Linked DNA regions of Homo sapiens: region 2 is linked to region 1. Evidence: chromatin contacts called from ENCODE Hi-C or POLR2A ChIA-PET data. All regions are on one chromosome and are shown on one strand. Each heading gives the region's core, a stretch centred on a gene start or an enhancer-like site at or near the end of the contact. The rest is flanking DNA. Distances are from core to core; before and after follow the strand shown.

Region 1 (3,205 bases), core at 461-2,960:
AAAAAGGGAGGGAAAAAATGTGTATCTTAGAGTCAGTGAAATACCACACATCTATGGAATGGATGCACTTGGCTTGCAGATGCTATTGGGTGAGAGATTTATAGTTAGAAGAGGGAAGAGCTGGGTCCTGGAAGAACTGGGAGAACTAAGATAGCAGGTGGGATCCTAAAACAGATGAAGTGGGTTGGAAGCAGCCAATGAATCTGAGGTTTGGAAAAATGAGTCTGAAACTCCATTTTTTCTTCTTTTTACTGTAATATTTCCATTACCCAAGACTTTCAGGAAAAACTGGCTACAAGAAAAAGAGCTATACAAATAAAAAAACCTATTTAAGAATGAATCACTTTCGAATACGTCAAAGCAGTAATAACGATCACATATAACACTGCAGCTGGGATACTAACCAGTGGTGCAGCAGATTTCTTCCATTAGTTTACCAGTAGTATTCGCTCCTTAAATCGTTCTCTTCCTCTGGTTTCCATGACAGCATTCTTTGGGAGTCTTCTCTCTGCCTACCCAGTTCCTGTTTTCTTTAGAGGGCCTTTGGCCTGCCCTTAATATTGATATTCCATTAGGGACGCCCCTTCAAAGAGCCTTTCCCTAGACAATCTCACCCATACTTGCAACTTACTGACTTATAGTTCTTAACTCTCTCGAGTTCCAGACTTGAATTTTCAATCAACTCTTTAGTTTTAATCTGAAGCATCACCCCCTCTGCACACCCGCTCCTTCCTCTACTCTGTAGTATGAGAGTCTTAAACGTGAACATTATAAAAGTTTCCAATCATTTAGAATTTCAGGACACAACTGGAAGGGGAGGAGGGGCGAAGGGCACCACGGAGTTCCTACGTCTTAATTCTGTGTCCTTCTGCAGGTTCCCTTTGCGAAGACCTTAATCTTCAGTCTCGAGCAGGAGGCATTACAATGTTCTCCTGGGTGATGACTGCCATGAAATGGAATGACCGGGGCAGAGGCATGGACACTCGGAGCCACAGGAACCCCCTTGTTCTGCCAAAAGTACTCAATTTCCAAACCCTGTATTGACTTCTTTGAAAATCTGGTCATTCTATGCAAAGCCATGCAGATCATGATACAATCGATACAAATCAAATGCACATCAGGCAGAGCACCGAGGTCTGCAGAAGGTCTCGTCGATTTTTAAGGAGACAGAGTATGGTCTTTTTATAGTTTCCCTCATAAGGGAGCCAGAGGAAAGGATGAAGAATCTTCAAGAGAACCCAAGAGCGGGCAGGACTGCAAAGACCTCCCCTTTAGAACCCTCGTGGGTTGAACAAAGGGAGGCTGGGGCAGTCTTTTCCCACGAGAGACAAGGCCAAGAGGTCCGCCCGCGGGCCCTTGCGCGGAGTCAGGCTCGGAGCGGCTCGGGCGGGCGTCCCACCCTTGGCAGGAAGCGCGGACACGGCTGCTTTCCGGGGCTCCGAGGGGAGGGGGCTGCAGGGCCGCACGCCTGGGGGCCACGCTCCCCTTCCCTGGGCTCCCCTAAGGAGCCCTAAGACCGTTCCCTACTTACCTGCGTCCCCTGTCAGCGGCCATCAGCTCCTTGTGCTGGAAGGTGGACCAAGACCCCGCGCTCGGCGCCGCCATTTCCCGCTTTTCCCGGGCTCTCCGCTGCGCACCGCCCACAGCCCAAACAAACCGGGGGCCGTCGCTTCCCCCACATCCCTCCCCTCAGACGCGGACGCACACTGCGCCTGCGCCTGCGCCCTGCCGCGCCCACACACCAGGCCACCCAGTCCCCGGCCCGGTGCGTGCGCAGGCGCAGAGCTCTAGCGGCGGCCGCGCGGTCCAATGGGGTGAAGTGGGGTGCTCGGCGGACAGACAAAAGGAGGGGAAGGAGCGGGGCGGGGCAAAGGGCGGGGAAAGAGCGAGGGCGGGCGGGTGTGCTCCGTTCGGCCTGGGAATCCGATTGGTTATCGATTCCCGCGGAAATCACCCCGGTGCCTCTCGCGCCCCCTGGCCGGCCTATGGCGATAACTTCACGGAGACGGGCGTGGCTGGAGTTTTGCTTTATTGAAGTTGAACGGTTGGGGCCAGGCTGCGAAGGAGACTGAGAGCGCGACAAGGCCCTGGACAGATGCCCGCGCGGGGAAGGAAGGCTGGCTTAGGAGGGGGCGTCAGCTATGGTTTAGCAGCTTCCAGCGACCGAAACCTACATCACAGCCGCAGCACACAATTCCAGGAAACCTGGTGCTCAATATTGGGATCTCAGGAATCAGGACCGGCGGCTGGGGTGAAAGCCTAGCGGTCAGAGCTTAGGAGTGAGGCAGAAGCTGTTAGAGACTCTTCGCAAGTGACCCCGGGGCTACATATGGATGATTCAAGAGGGAGTCTCCTCGCCAGAAAGTTCACATGTTTCACTCCTTCTGGCCTTCATACCAACCCATTGTTAAAACTGGAAGTCCCTCCACCTGGGGTCACTGACTCCACTGTTTTCAGATAGGATGGGGACCCTGCACTGGAGACTGCTCTCTAGCCCCTGGGCAGGAGAGGCACAGACACTGCTACGCACGCGGAGCAGGGATCACCAGCGCTTTGACTGACTTTGCTCGTCCAGGAGGCTGGGGACATGCGTGCCCATGCTCAGCCCACCCCCTCTGTAGACACAATTGGTCGCCCATTCTGTTTATAGGAAGTCTTCCATCCTGCACCAGCAGCTGTCCCTAGACAGGGATTGGGAGACATGCAAGTTGCTTGGCTTCCTATTACCTTGTGTTGAAAACACAATAGGCTTTGGGATCAGGAGTTCATTCCAGTTATTTTAATGTTATTTACTAGCAGTGTGCCCTCGTGCACATTATCAAACTCCTCTGACTCTTGGAATCCTCATTTTTCAATAATAACTCACAAAGCTGTCAAGCCTAAGGGTTCTAACAGCTCGAACAGCACCTGGAACAGAAGCAATAGCCGCCACTCAGAGGTTACTTCTTCCTTCTCCGCCTTCTCTGGATCACCTCCCTACCTCATCCTCAATCTAACGCTGGAAATATTGGATATGGGGTAGGTCACCAAATGTTGCCAGAAGACTCAAATTATGCCACCCATATCTCAGCTGGGAAGGGCTTACCGTGGCCTGACTCTCCTCAGGGTCCAAGTCCCCATTTATGATGTCCAGGCAGAAACACTTGTTTCTGACACATAGTAGGCGCTGGAAAATGTTAGTCAAATGAACGAGGTCTGGTGTGGA
Region 2 (3,205 bases), core at 406-2,905, 6.6 Mb before region 1:
GTTATACAGCGCATGACCGTATTTCTCTTCTCCCGTTAAAGGCTAAGAAAGCCTCTGACTGAACAGAATAGCTTGGAAATCAACTTCAAATCACTGATACCAATATCAATCCCAATATTTTATAATCCTTCTTCCCCCTACATTTTGCTTCTCTTTATTCAAATTCAGGTTCAATCTAAACCAATCTGGGGATATTTCCAAAGGGTAAGGGCCATAAGCTCCATCTTTGCTTGGGTTTTGTTGAGCTTTATTGGCTTGGACCACGTACTCTGTAGGTGCCGTGTCTGCTACATGCATCACTGTAGCTTGTGGAGGGAGGGAGGATGGAAGAGATGCTCATGCGAGAAATCACCTCTTTTGAAATTCAGAGTCCTTCCTAGTCTTCCCAGGAAAAACTACAGCATCAAAAGAACCTCATTATCCTTTTCTCTCTTTTCGTGTGGGACAACCCTTTCAGGCGTGTCCAAGTTATTGAAGTGAAAACTGCAGGAGAGCTCCTTGAGAAAGGTGATCATTTCCTATTTATCCTCATACTTCCAGCATCTCGTTCAATGCAAATCACAGATCACAAATGTTTATTAAATGGACAGTTTTTTAAGGGACTCAATAAACAGTCGAAAACGTTTGTTGAGAGAATTCTCCTCTGTGCCAAATAAGAAACAATACTCAAGAACTGGCAGCAAACAACATCCAGAAAGATGTTAGTCCCAAGAGGCTGCCACTGTCTCCAAGCTAATGTGCCCACAACCACACTGGTCTTGGATGACACGGCCTGGAAGCGCTGGCAATCCCGTCAAATCCCTGAACTCCGCCCCCAAGCACTTTCTTTCCACCTTTTCTTCCAACTCAAAGCCTCTTGCCCAAAGCCAATTTATGACACAGGTTTCTAAGCAATGCCCAGATATTCCATGAAGTACATAACCTAGAAACAGAAGTGGCAAAAAGCATGCCAGATGCCCTCTCTTTTCAGCCCTTTCTTGGTAAGGAGGATCTAGGCAGGGTCAAGCCCTCAAGCGTCCCACCCTGCAGCTCCCACTGGCGTCCGATCCAGACTCCAAGCCTTAGCAGGGCCTCTTCAAAACGCCGAAGGTGGTGGGGAAAACAGGAAGCACCTTCGCATCGCTCCACTCGGGGGTCACCCAACCCAGCATCGACCCAGCGGACGCTCGGCAGCTCGGGGAGGATGCGCGGACACCGAACGGAAGCGTCCGCTCCTCTCCGCCACCCTCCCGGGGTCGGGCGCCGAAGTGCGGGAAGAGAGGGCGGGCCGGCGAGTCCTTCCCTGCAAGCCTGGCTCATCTGCGGGGCCTCCGCCCGAGCCGCCCCGCCTCGCCCGAGCCCGGCTCGGGGATCCTCGGGAGGGAGCGGGCGGCCCCCGGGCCTTCCAGTCCTACCTTCCCCGACTCTCTGGGCTCCATGGCCCCGCTTTCGGAGGCCCGTGCCGCCCCCTCCCCCCGCGGCCTGGCCTGAGGATGCAGCCGCCGCGACCGCCCCGGGGACCCAGGCTCCCGGAGGGGGAGGGCACCCAGGTAGGGAGGGAGCGCGGCCCAAGAACTTCGCTCTCTCACGTCGGGGGGCGGTAGCGCCGGTGGACCCAGGATAAGCGCGCTGAGCTGAGACTTGCGTCGCACCGAGCGAACAGCTTTACGGTCACTGCCCAGCCCCAGGCGGCGGGGCGTGACGGGAAGTGTAGTCCGCTCTAGGTGAGCGGCTCTCGAAGCTGCTATTGGCTCCCGGAACGCAGGTCCTGATTGGACGCCGGCGGCGCGCTTGCGACCCTCCCCGCCTCCCTCCGGCGACAGTTACTAGGCAACGGCGGCGTGGCGTCCTTTAGTCCTCTGCAGCAAGGGCAAAGCGCTCTGATTGGGCTACGCGAAGGCCAATGTCAGCCTTGAAGTTCTAGGTTTTCTTTTATTAAGGAGGGCAATACTTTTTGTTCTATTCACTCAAAAAGTATCATTGGTTGCCTACCATGGGTCAGGCCGTGTTCTAGGGTTTGGGAGAACACAGTTGAATGAGACAAAGGCCTTGCCTTCAAGGAACTCACGATCTATTAGGGAATCAGACCAGAAACAGATAATTACAAAACAGAGACAAGGGCTATGAAAGAGGTAAGCACAAAACATGAATTAAAGCCCGCGTTGTCACCTTAGAGTGAAGCGGTGGGGGATATGAGGTGCTTAGTCAAGGATTTCCTGCGGAAGTGATGCCTCAGCAGAATTAAAGCAAGAGGTAGGGTCTGCCAGGTAAAGGAGGTGCAATGGACTGACCGGTGTTCCCCTCCCAGGAGATGGGGCGTTTGGGAGGTTTAGATGAAGTCGTGAGGGTCAGGCCCTTATGGTGGGATTAGTGTCCTTATAAGAAGTTTTGTCCAAGTGCGGTGGCTCACACCTCTAATCCCAACTCTTTGGGAGGCTGAGACAGGAGGATCACTTGAGCCCAGTAGTTTGAGACCAGCCTGTGCAACACAGTGAGAGATCCCATCTCTATAAAAATAAAATAATTTTGTGAGGTGGAAGGATCACTTGAGCCTGGGTGGTCGAGGCTGCAGTAAGCCGGGATGGCGCTTCTGCACTCCAGCCTGGGTGACAGAGCAAGACCATGTCTCAAAAAAAAAAAAGACTTTTAGGGGGCCAGGGCAGGGATGTGCCTTCATGAAGGTGTTAGTGACCACATGCGTGCTGGGGGAACTAGCTAGGCCCTTTGCCCTTCTGCCCCTCTGCCTTCTGCCATGTGAGGACAGAGCAAAAAGGTGCCCTCCTGGAAGCAGAGACCAGGCTCTCACCAGACACAGACACTGCTGGTGCTTTGATCTTGGATTTCCCAGCCTCCAGAATCATAAGAAATAAGTATCCATAATTTATAAATTACCTAGTTCCAGGGATTTTGTTACAGAAGCACATAGAGATTAAGACAATGGTCAACTAATTTTTTTGTATTTTTAGTAGAGACAGGGTTTCACCATGTTACACAGGCTTCAAGTAAGCGTTTTCCATTATCCAGCTCTGCTCTTCTGGCCAAGGTTGAATAGACCTAAATTCCGTTCGAGGAGTGTAGGGGAGTCTGCATTACTGAAAAAAAGAATGAGACACAAGAAATGTGGAGGAGAAGGCAGAGAGTGAGGACTCTGTGGATTCCAAGTGGCCTGCCACTCACCACCTCGACTATATCACTACCTTGAAGAGCTATATTTCTGCCCATGAGT

The links. A loop is a pair of places that touch in the nucleus more often than their neighbours do. ChIA-PET counts read pairs that join two places held with the same protein, here RNA polymerase II (POLR2A). Pooled maps may share reads with other maps.
Region 2: a map of B cell shows a loop between it and region 1 (14-fold over the local background). The contact joins the promoter of ZNF862 here to the promoter of CASP2 in region 1. A Hi-C loop is called at or near these places in 1 of 168 maps with a recorded cell type or tissue (B cell) and 3 of 50 pooled maps. POLR2A ChIA-PET finds 5 or more read pairs at or near these places in 1 of 52 experiments (WTC11).

What each region holds. Positions count from the first base shown.
Region 1 is chr7:143,286,856-143,290,060 of GRCh38, reverse strand. CASP2 (caspase 2) reads right to left here and starts at 1,710. Exons shown (of 11, transcript NM_032982.4): 1 at 1,532-1,710. The coding sequence starts at 1,605. It overlaps TMEM139 (transmembrane protein 139), which reads right to left. Exons shown (of 3, transcript NM_001282876.2): 3 at 2,013-3,205. RefSeq lists a silencer at 1,334-2,083.
Region 2 is chr7:149,836,825-149,840,029 of GRCh38, reverse strand. It overlaps ZNF862 (zinc finger protein 862), which reads right to left and starts at 1,655. Exons shown (of 8, transcript NM_001099220.3): 1 at 1,395-1,655. The coding sequence starts at 1,418. RefSeq lists a silencer at 1,120-1,579.